3 separate regions of the Homo sapiens genome follow, and all the other regions are linked to region 2. A link is a loop called in an ENCODE intact Hi-C map of the cell type or tissue named here. Cell type or tissue: PC-9. All regions are shown on one strand.

Region 1 (2,500 bases), 110 kb before region 2:
AATGGTTGTTGAATCAAGTGGAGTTCTTTGAGTGAGCAAGGGAAAGTTGGGATTTGTACCGAGGAAGCAGCAGGTGAGTTTGGGAAGGACATCTTTTTGCTATGTGAGTGGACACCTCCATTGGCTTGGGTGGCTGCAGAACCTGCCTCCCCCTTCACACATCCTCCCTTGTTCCCTCTCCCTGGCAGCTTAAGCAAGAGCACTAAGCTTGGCCAGTTGGAACGCCAGCCATGCCCAGTCTTGTGTTTTGAGGGAGCTAAGCAGAGAGACAGGATTACTACAGATGCCTCAGAGGTAGCAGCAGAATCGAGGGTGGTGGCAGTGGTGGGGATAAGTCCCCAAAGCCAGCAGTACCAGAGTCTGTCTCCTAACAGGCTTCCTCTGGCAGCACCTTGGTTGTATTCTCAGCTGTCTGTGCTTATTTTTCTGAGCTTGATTCTCCAGGTTTCCTGTTGACTCTGAGAGGCACTGCCTATCTGTCCAATAAATTCCTTTCCTGGGTAGGTGAGCCAGAGTCCACTTCTGTAGTTTGCAACCAAAAACCTTGACAGGTAGAAGTTAGGGAAAAATCACATGCTGTTTCTAAAACTACTCACCAAAGGAAAATGAGGAGGGGTTGGGGGCAATATTCTACAGGGTAGATGATGATAAGGACAAGGTTTTCTGAGTGAGCCAAGTATTTCTGGTAGAAAACAAGGTTTAAGCAAACTGGAGAAGGATTGCACCTGGCTTTGAAATATAAGGGAATGTTGTCTAAACCTGAAATACGGGTTTGGGCTTTGAATGGAGCCCTTTGGGGACCTTGCCTATGTGGGACATGCTGGGGCCTGGAGCTTTGGGGAACTTACACTGGGTTTGAAAAGCACCTGCCAGGGAGCTGAGGCGTCTCAGCTGCAGCTGACATGGCAGTGCTGAGACCCAAAACACCTGTGTGGTAAGACTGGCGAAAGATCAAGGACACTTTACAGACCTCCTCTTGGGATAAAGTGTAGGACCTGTGCCATTGCATAAATTCCTTTTATGTTAACTTGCTCCTTGTCACCCTATCAGCTAGATTAAAACCACAGTCAGTTGTAGTAACATCAGCAGAGGGAGAAGGAAGTGGTTTTGTCTAGAGGTCACACTTAGTGGTTATACTGACGCCTGCTGCCATTGCTTGCTTTTCTTGGTTGACAGAACAGAGCAGCTTTTATGTACATCATCCTTGACTACAGCTCTTCAGTGCCTTTGCTAGTCATTGAGGTTAGAAAACCAAACATAGGATGATTTTTTTTAAAGTATATTATTTCTTCTTCATTTTAACAATAATATAGATTGTGGTCTGTGCCTACAAATAACATATCAGTTGTTCAGACTACTAATTCTCTTTCTAGGATTCATATCCTCTCCCCTCACAAATTCTGCTCAGCACTAAGTTACCTACCTTACTGGTGGAGCCAAGCACCTTGATGTATACCTGTACTATTCTGGTACAGGAGGAAACCCAGAGAATTGCCAGCTGATCACAGCTGAAGCCAACAGCTGATCACATCTGAAGGCAAGCATACTGCTTGTTGGTGTGCCTGTTCACCTTATTTAAGTAAACACAGACTGGAAGCAGCTGAGAGGAGAAGACTTTTACTATGTTTTTCTCTGTCTACCAACTCTTCTTTATTTGACTGTGAATTCTTCAGAGATTGAACCCTTGCATTTCTTATCCTTTAGTTCTTCAGCATCTATAGTAATGGTGGGGAAGGAATACTGATGTTTTGAACACCTGTGAATGAATCCAGCCGAGGGCCTCTCTCCCATGGGTGTGTCTGAAGGACATGCCATCTGGCATGAGGGATAACATTACCAATGGTTCATGTCAAAGAAGCCTCTACATCCTCAGGGAAAGCCCTGATATTGTGGTCTAGGGATCACCAGCAATTTCACTGTAAGCCAGTTTTTTTTTTTTTTTTTTTTGAGATGGAGTCTGACTCTGTCGCCCAGGCTGGAGTGCAATGGTATGATCTTGGCTCACTGCAACCTCCACCTCCCGGGTTCAAACAATTCTCCTGCCTCAGCCTCCCGAGTAGCTGGGATTACAGGCCTCCACCACCATGCCTGGCAAATTTTTGTATTTTTAGTAGAGACGGGGTTTCACCATGTTGGCCAGGCTGATCTCGAAACCCTGACCTCAGGTGATCCACCCACCTTGGCTTCCCAAAGTGCTGGGATTACAGGCGTGAGCCACTGTGCCCAGCCATAAGCCAGTTTCTTATATTGACCTTTGTAATTTTATTTTTGGTATTAGTTAATGTGTACATAGGCGTTATCACCTCATTGGAAGTTAAAAGAAAAGTAGTGCTAGCTTTTTAATTTTTTAAAAATTTATTTCATGTTTTCAAGCAGGGATAGGTTGTAGAGTAAAAACAGGAAAAAAAGGACTAAAGACCTAAAAATACACTTTCATGGAGGGCATCAATTGCCTAAATGTTTTCTTCTTGAGTACTTTCCAAATCCTAACAAATCAATT
Region 2 (2,500 bases):
ACACAGTGTTACTCATAGGCAATCAGAAAAAAGCTGAAAGTTGAGCCATTAGTAGGGCAGGGCAACTTATTGTTAATAGCAGCCATTAAAGCTGAAAGGAAAAATTACCCATCTGCCCCCGCCAGACCTGTCTGTCTGAGATCGAGATTGGGCCTCCAGGCCGGAAGGGGGGCTGGGCAAACATGAGGGAAGGAGAATGGAATGTAGAAACCGAGATCTTTGTAAGGGAAGATAGAGCTGAATTCAAGTGTGGGCCCTACCCCAAGAATAGGGGGGAAAAAAATCCTGCCCCAAGAATTCCAGCTGTCCTTTGTCTGTTCATCCTTTCTCAGGAAAGCACCTGATAGCTTTTATCCAAAGATCTGCTGCAAAATCCATTTTAGCTACAGACAGGAAATGCAAAAGAAAGATTCCTGTAGCAACAACACCTTGTAATTATGAAATACTTTCCATCACAGTGCATAACATATAGCAGATTTACTACACCAAAATTCTTTGCCGTTAGATCTTGGGGTACAGCAGTGAAATTTTCTCTATCTTTAAAAGAACATGTGGTTTAAACCCCTTTCAGGCATTTTAAATCCTAGCCAAAGGTGCAACACCGTTTACCAACTCTGACAAGCCACTCTAAAAGTGTGCTTGTTTGATGGGGCCATATCAGATATCACATAGGAAAATAAATTTGAGAGGGCTTTGCCACGAGTATGTTTATAAAACTCACAACTGGTCTGGAAAAAGAAAGGCAAGTGGCCCATTTTACAGATGGTGCTAACACACTCCAGTGCAGAGAGTGACTGTTGTCACCAGGATCACATATCAATTTGGAAAATTGTAATAGAAACCAGACTTGTGGCTTGGAGTATAGCCCCTGAAAGGGACTAGGACAGCCCACTCCCCTGCCCTGTCCTCCTTACACCTTAAAAGGGACAGTGATTGGGGACTATTGCTGCCCCGCGTGCTTTTTCAGGCAGAGATATCAGAATGAGGTCTGAAAGGATAGTTGGGTGGCCCCAGAGAAGACCTCCACGGCTGGCTAAGAGTCTGAGCATTGCTGGCAGTACTTAGCATTTAGGCTACCCTGAGTGCATGCCTGGCTCATGATAAGTGGTTAGGCCTGTCAGAGGCGGGAGGTGCCTGCTGACTCAGACCCAGAGAGGTGACTCCTACTCTTGAGTGTCTGATTTCTCAGATATGACCATATCCAGTTCTGGGCTCCAGCCCTGACCTGTTCCTTGGCTATCAGAACTATCATAAGGCCAGATCAGCTTAACTCATCTCCAAGGTAATTCTTGGTAGATTTTGGTTCCTTCTTGCATTTTGTGGCTTTGTCCCACTAAGAGCAGTTGTTCTCAGCCCTCTGTACTGGTGGCACAATTTTGAATACTGTAATTATTTTGGTTGCATTTTGGAATGAATTTAAAGTTCTCGCAAAGGATCTTCAGCTCCATGTCACTCATCAGAGCTCTTTTCTATTTTCCAGCTCTTGCATATAGGTAACACGCGCACACACACACACACACACACACACACACAGAGTTTTTCTTGATATGCTGTCTCTTGCCTTCCACTGTCAGATCGTAACCTGATAGACTGAATTGAGTGACCCACTCACACTCAGCTCAGCATTCCTATTTCAAACACTGCTGACACACGGTATATCTTCATGTGTACCAGCAATCAGACTGTAGTCAATTAAATTGTTTTGAAAATTAGGTTTATGCACTTATCAGTTGTTTGAGAGTCTGGCAGTTTTGGCCTTAAGAGTTCCCTGTCAAAGACTATGGCGTGAAAGATCACTGCTTTCAGGCTTCTATGCTGTGATTAAATGTGGAGAGTGGTTTTGGGGACATGTGTCTTAAGGGATAAGCTAGTGAGGAATAGGTTGGGACTGGTAGGACGAGCGGCCTGTGGCACATTTCAGAGCCCTCAACCGTACCCCACACTGCATGGGCCATGACTCTCTCTTCACCCATGGATCATCTCTAGAGGGGATTCATGATGTCACCTGGAGTCTCTGCTCTCTCCAAGTGTACTGGAAAGGATTGGGTGTTGGGAAGGCATTGGAAAGCTGGTATTAGAAGAGTTAGCTGGGGAGAGATTTGACTGAAGAGAAGGAAGCGTGTTTGCAGTGTTAACGCAGTGGATCTGCCTCAAGAGGCCCAGAACTTAAGAAAGCCAGGAAGCTATTTTTCTACGACTCCCCATGTTAGTGAAGGCAATTTTTTAACGTGATATCCACTTTGAATTCTTTGATCTTTAAGAAATATGAGTAAGAGAAAAGGATAGATGGCAAGATAGATGAGGAACTTCAGAGGGGGCTAAGATTACTTTAAGGGAAAGCTAATGAGTTGTTGAATTGTTTTACATAGTGGGGTGCTATGAATAGGATGTTAAGGAAAGTTCTTCACAAATAAATGACAGAATAAAAAAAAAATAAACCTAACATAAGACAATTTTCTTTTTCAGCAAGGCACAGGGTTCTTTGGGAAGCTTCAAAAAA
Region 3 (2,500 bases), 210 kb before region 2:
GAAGCAAATTTGTGTCTGTCTGGAGCTATGATACTGGACCTTAGTTATGACTTTTGTTGGCTTTTTTCTTGATCCCATTGTATTTATTTTTTATTTTTTCCTACCCATTTTCAATTGGAGTTGTCTTGTTGGAATATGTACCCTTTTAAGCACCTCAAGTTTCCTTTCAAACTGGACAGGCAATAGACACATAACTAATTTTTAACACTATTCACACATTTCTGTTAGACTGAAGCAGATTGTGCAGTGGAAATACTAGGCCTTTGGAGGGAGTCACACTTGGGTTTAAATTCCAGCTTTGACACTTAATAACTGTGGACCTTGGACAAATTATTTAACCTTTCTGAGTTCCCTCTCTGTAAAATGGAAATAATAATCCATAACTCACAAAGATGTCTTGGGGATTAAATAAAATAACTCATGCAAATTACTTGGTGCATAGTAGGCATTCAATAAATGTCAGTTCACTTCTCTTCCCAGTTAATAATGCTTATTAGACTATATTAAAAACTAGAACTAGACTGTGATAATGCATTTCTTTATTAGGTATTTAAGCCAAATAACTAATTTCCCCCGGGGGAAGAGAGAGAAATGTTGAATTAGTTTCATTTGGTGAACTTATTTATTAATCTTTCTTTTTCTTGAGCATTTTTCAGTTTCATAGTCCATAATTTAGTTTTCATGCAGCAAAAATGACACAGTTTGGTATTCTTTTCACCTTTACTGTGCTAGAATTGTTTTTTTAAATGTATCTATTATTACATCTGCCACTTATTAGAGATCTTTATTAATTATATTAACAGCTCGATTGTGTTTCATAACTACGTCGTGCTGACAAACTTGTGCTCTCAGCAGTTTCCCTGAGGTCTAAGCATTTAAAAGAATCAAGTTTTAAATGACAATGCCACAGCAAAAGAAAAGCAGGGGTGGGCGGGAAGACGCACACCGTCTGTGTTCTTTCGTGTTAATTTTATATGTTTGCATTTAAGTGGAGCCACATTTTCCTCAAGGACGCAACCTAAGTAAGGCGAGCAGGGAAAGTGGAAACTAAGTGAGCTGGAACTACAGTACCATTGCACCTTTAAGGACTGGAGACTTGCTATTAGCTCGGCCTCCTTCCCGGCCCACCTCTGAACTCTGATTGACAGGGCGCCGGGCGAGGAGGAGCTGAAGGAGGCTGGAGAGGAGGCGCCGTGAGGAAAGTAGGGGAGGAGGGGGCCGGTCCTTTATCTGGTGGCCAATCAGGGAAGCGGGGAGGAGCTCCAGGCGCCCTCCTCCCTCCTCCTCTCCCCAGCCTCCCGGCTTCCCCGCCCCCTCCCCTTCCCTTTGCCCCCTCCCCTCTCCTCCTTCTCGTCCTCCTCCTCCTTCTTCTCCTCCTCCTCCTCCTCCTCTCAGGCTGTGGTTTTTCTGTATATGTTTCTGGAGTCCTGAGCCTGAGCTAAACAAAAGCAGGAGGCTGACGGGGCTGCTGGAGTTTGCAGAGACACGGAGGAGGAGAGAGCCTGTGCTTTGCCTGCCGCCGCGGCTGGGGGAGATCTGGCTTTTGCAACAGCCCACCCCCTTTGAGATCACTCTGGCCCGGAGTGGGGGTGGGGGGCAGCGGGGGGTGGGGGGGGAAAGTTTGCATTGCAATCCCCCTGCCTTCCTCTCCTTTCTCCCGATCAATGCATATTTGCAAAAGGATTAAGCCACAGATTTAAGCGCCGGGAGCCCATTTCTGCCTTGCAAAGGAGACCGGACTGAAAAACCTAAAGCCAGCTCTGATTTCTTTTCGCCAAGTGGGAAGGTGGTTTATTTTTCTTGCTTTTTGGAGTCAACACCCTTCCCCACCAGCCCTTATCCCCACCCTCACCCCGCAACCCCTTCACGCCCCCTCCCCCTCCCCCTCCTCATCCTCCCACCATCCTCTAAAGAGGCAAAGGGATTTTTTTTTTCTTTTGGTCTTCTTTTTTCCCCCTTCCCTGTTTATCCTGAAAAGGATTTGAAGACAAGCTTGAAGGATAAAAAGCCTTGGTGCTTCCCAGGAGCCGAGCCGAGGAGCAGAAGAGGAAGAGCCGGGGGCTGCCGTAGCCTTTGGAGATGGACGAGCAGCCCAGGCTGATGCATTCCCATGCTGGGGTCGGGATGGCCGGACACCCCGGCCTGTCCCAGCACTTGCAGGATGGGGCCGGAGGGACCGAGGGGGAGGGCGGGAGGAAGCAGGACATTGGAGACATTTTACAGCAAATTATGACCATCACAGACCAGAGTTTGGATGAGGCGCAGGCCAGGTGAGATGGAGGCTTTTCTTTTCCTTTCTTGGGGTTTTTTGTTTTTCTTCCTCTTGCAGGGGGAAACAATGGGAACCGAATCACCACAGCGCTTTTTTTGAAAAATGTTATTTCTTTTCTCATTTTGACAAGCAACTACATGGCGGAGGAGTAAAATTTGAAGGAGCGTTGTTATCGAAAGTGTAATCGCCCATGCCGAGATGTGGCTGTGTACATATTTGTGTGTGTGT

What was found. Peaks named below come from ENCODE experiments on the same cell type or tissue, not always from the same donor. Only the 100,000 strongest peaks of a DNase experiment are listed, where the experiment ranks them.
Region 1: a loop joins it to region 2, with 3 times the contacts of the local background. A loop is called at or near these places in 16 of 110 quality-filtered maps.
Region 3: a loop joins it to region 2, with 2.9 times the contacts of the local background. A loop is called at or near these places in 61 of 110 quality-filtered maps.

What each region holds. Positions count from the first base shown.
Region 1 is chr1:164,659,498-164,661,997 of GRCh38, forward strand. All of the region lies in intron 2 of PBX1 (PBX homeobox 1), which reads left to right. Among named protein-coding and RNA genes, the nearest start is that of PBX1, 100 kb to the left of the region's middle. In PC-9, a CTCF peak has its summit at 1,101; a DNase peak (open chromatin) is centred at 904; H3K4me3 peaks cover 1,105 bases; H3K27ac peaks cover 2,500 bases.
Region 2 is chr1:164,771,741-164,774,240 of GRCh38, forward strand. The region is part of intron 2 of PBX1 (PBX homeobox 1); the gene reads left to right. All of the region lies in intron 1 of PBX1-AS1 (PBX1 antisense RNA 1), which reads right to left. Among named protein-coding and RNA genes, the nearest start is that of PBX1-AS1, 1.6 kb to the right of the region's middle. In PC-9, no CTCF peak of the experiment used is centred here; DNase peaks (open chromatin) are centred at 111 and 1,141; H3K4me3 peaks cover 808 bases; H3K27ac peaks cover 2,500 bases.
Region 3 is chr1:164,557,744-164,560,243 of GRCh38, forward strand. It overlaps PBX1 (PBX homeobox 1), which reads left to right and starts at 1,441. Exons shown (of 9, transcript NM_002585.4): 1 at 1,441-2,270. The coding sequence starts at 2,080. RefSeq lists an enhancer at 1,023-1,522. In PC-9, no CTCF peak of the experiment used is centred here; a DNase peak (open chromatin) is centred at 1,178; H3K4me3 peaks cover 1,918 bases; H3K27ac peaks cover 1,887 bases.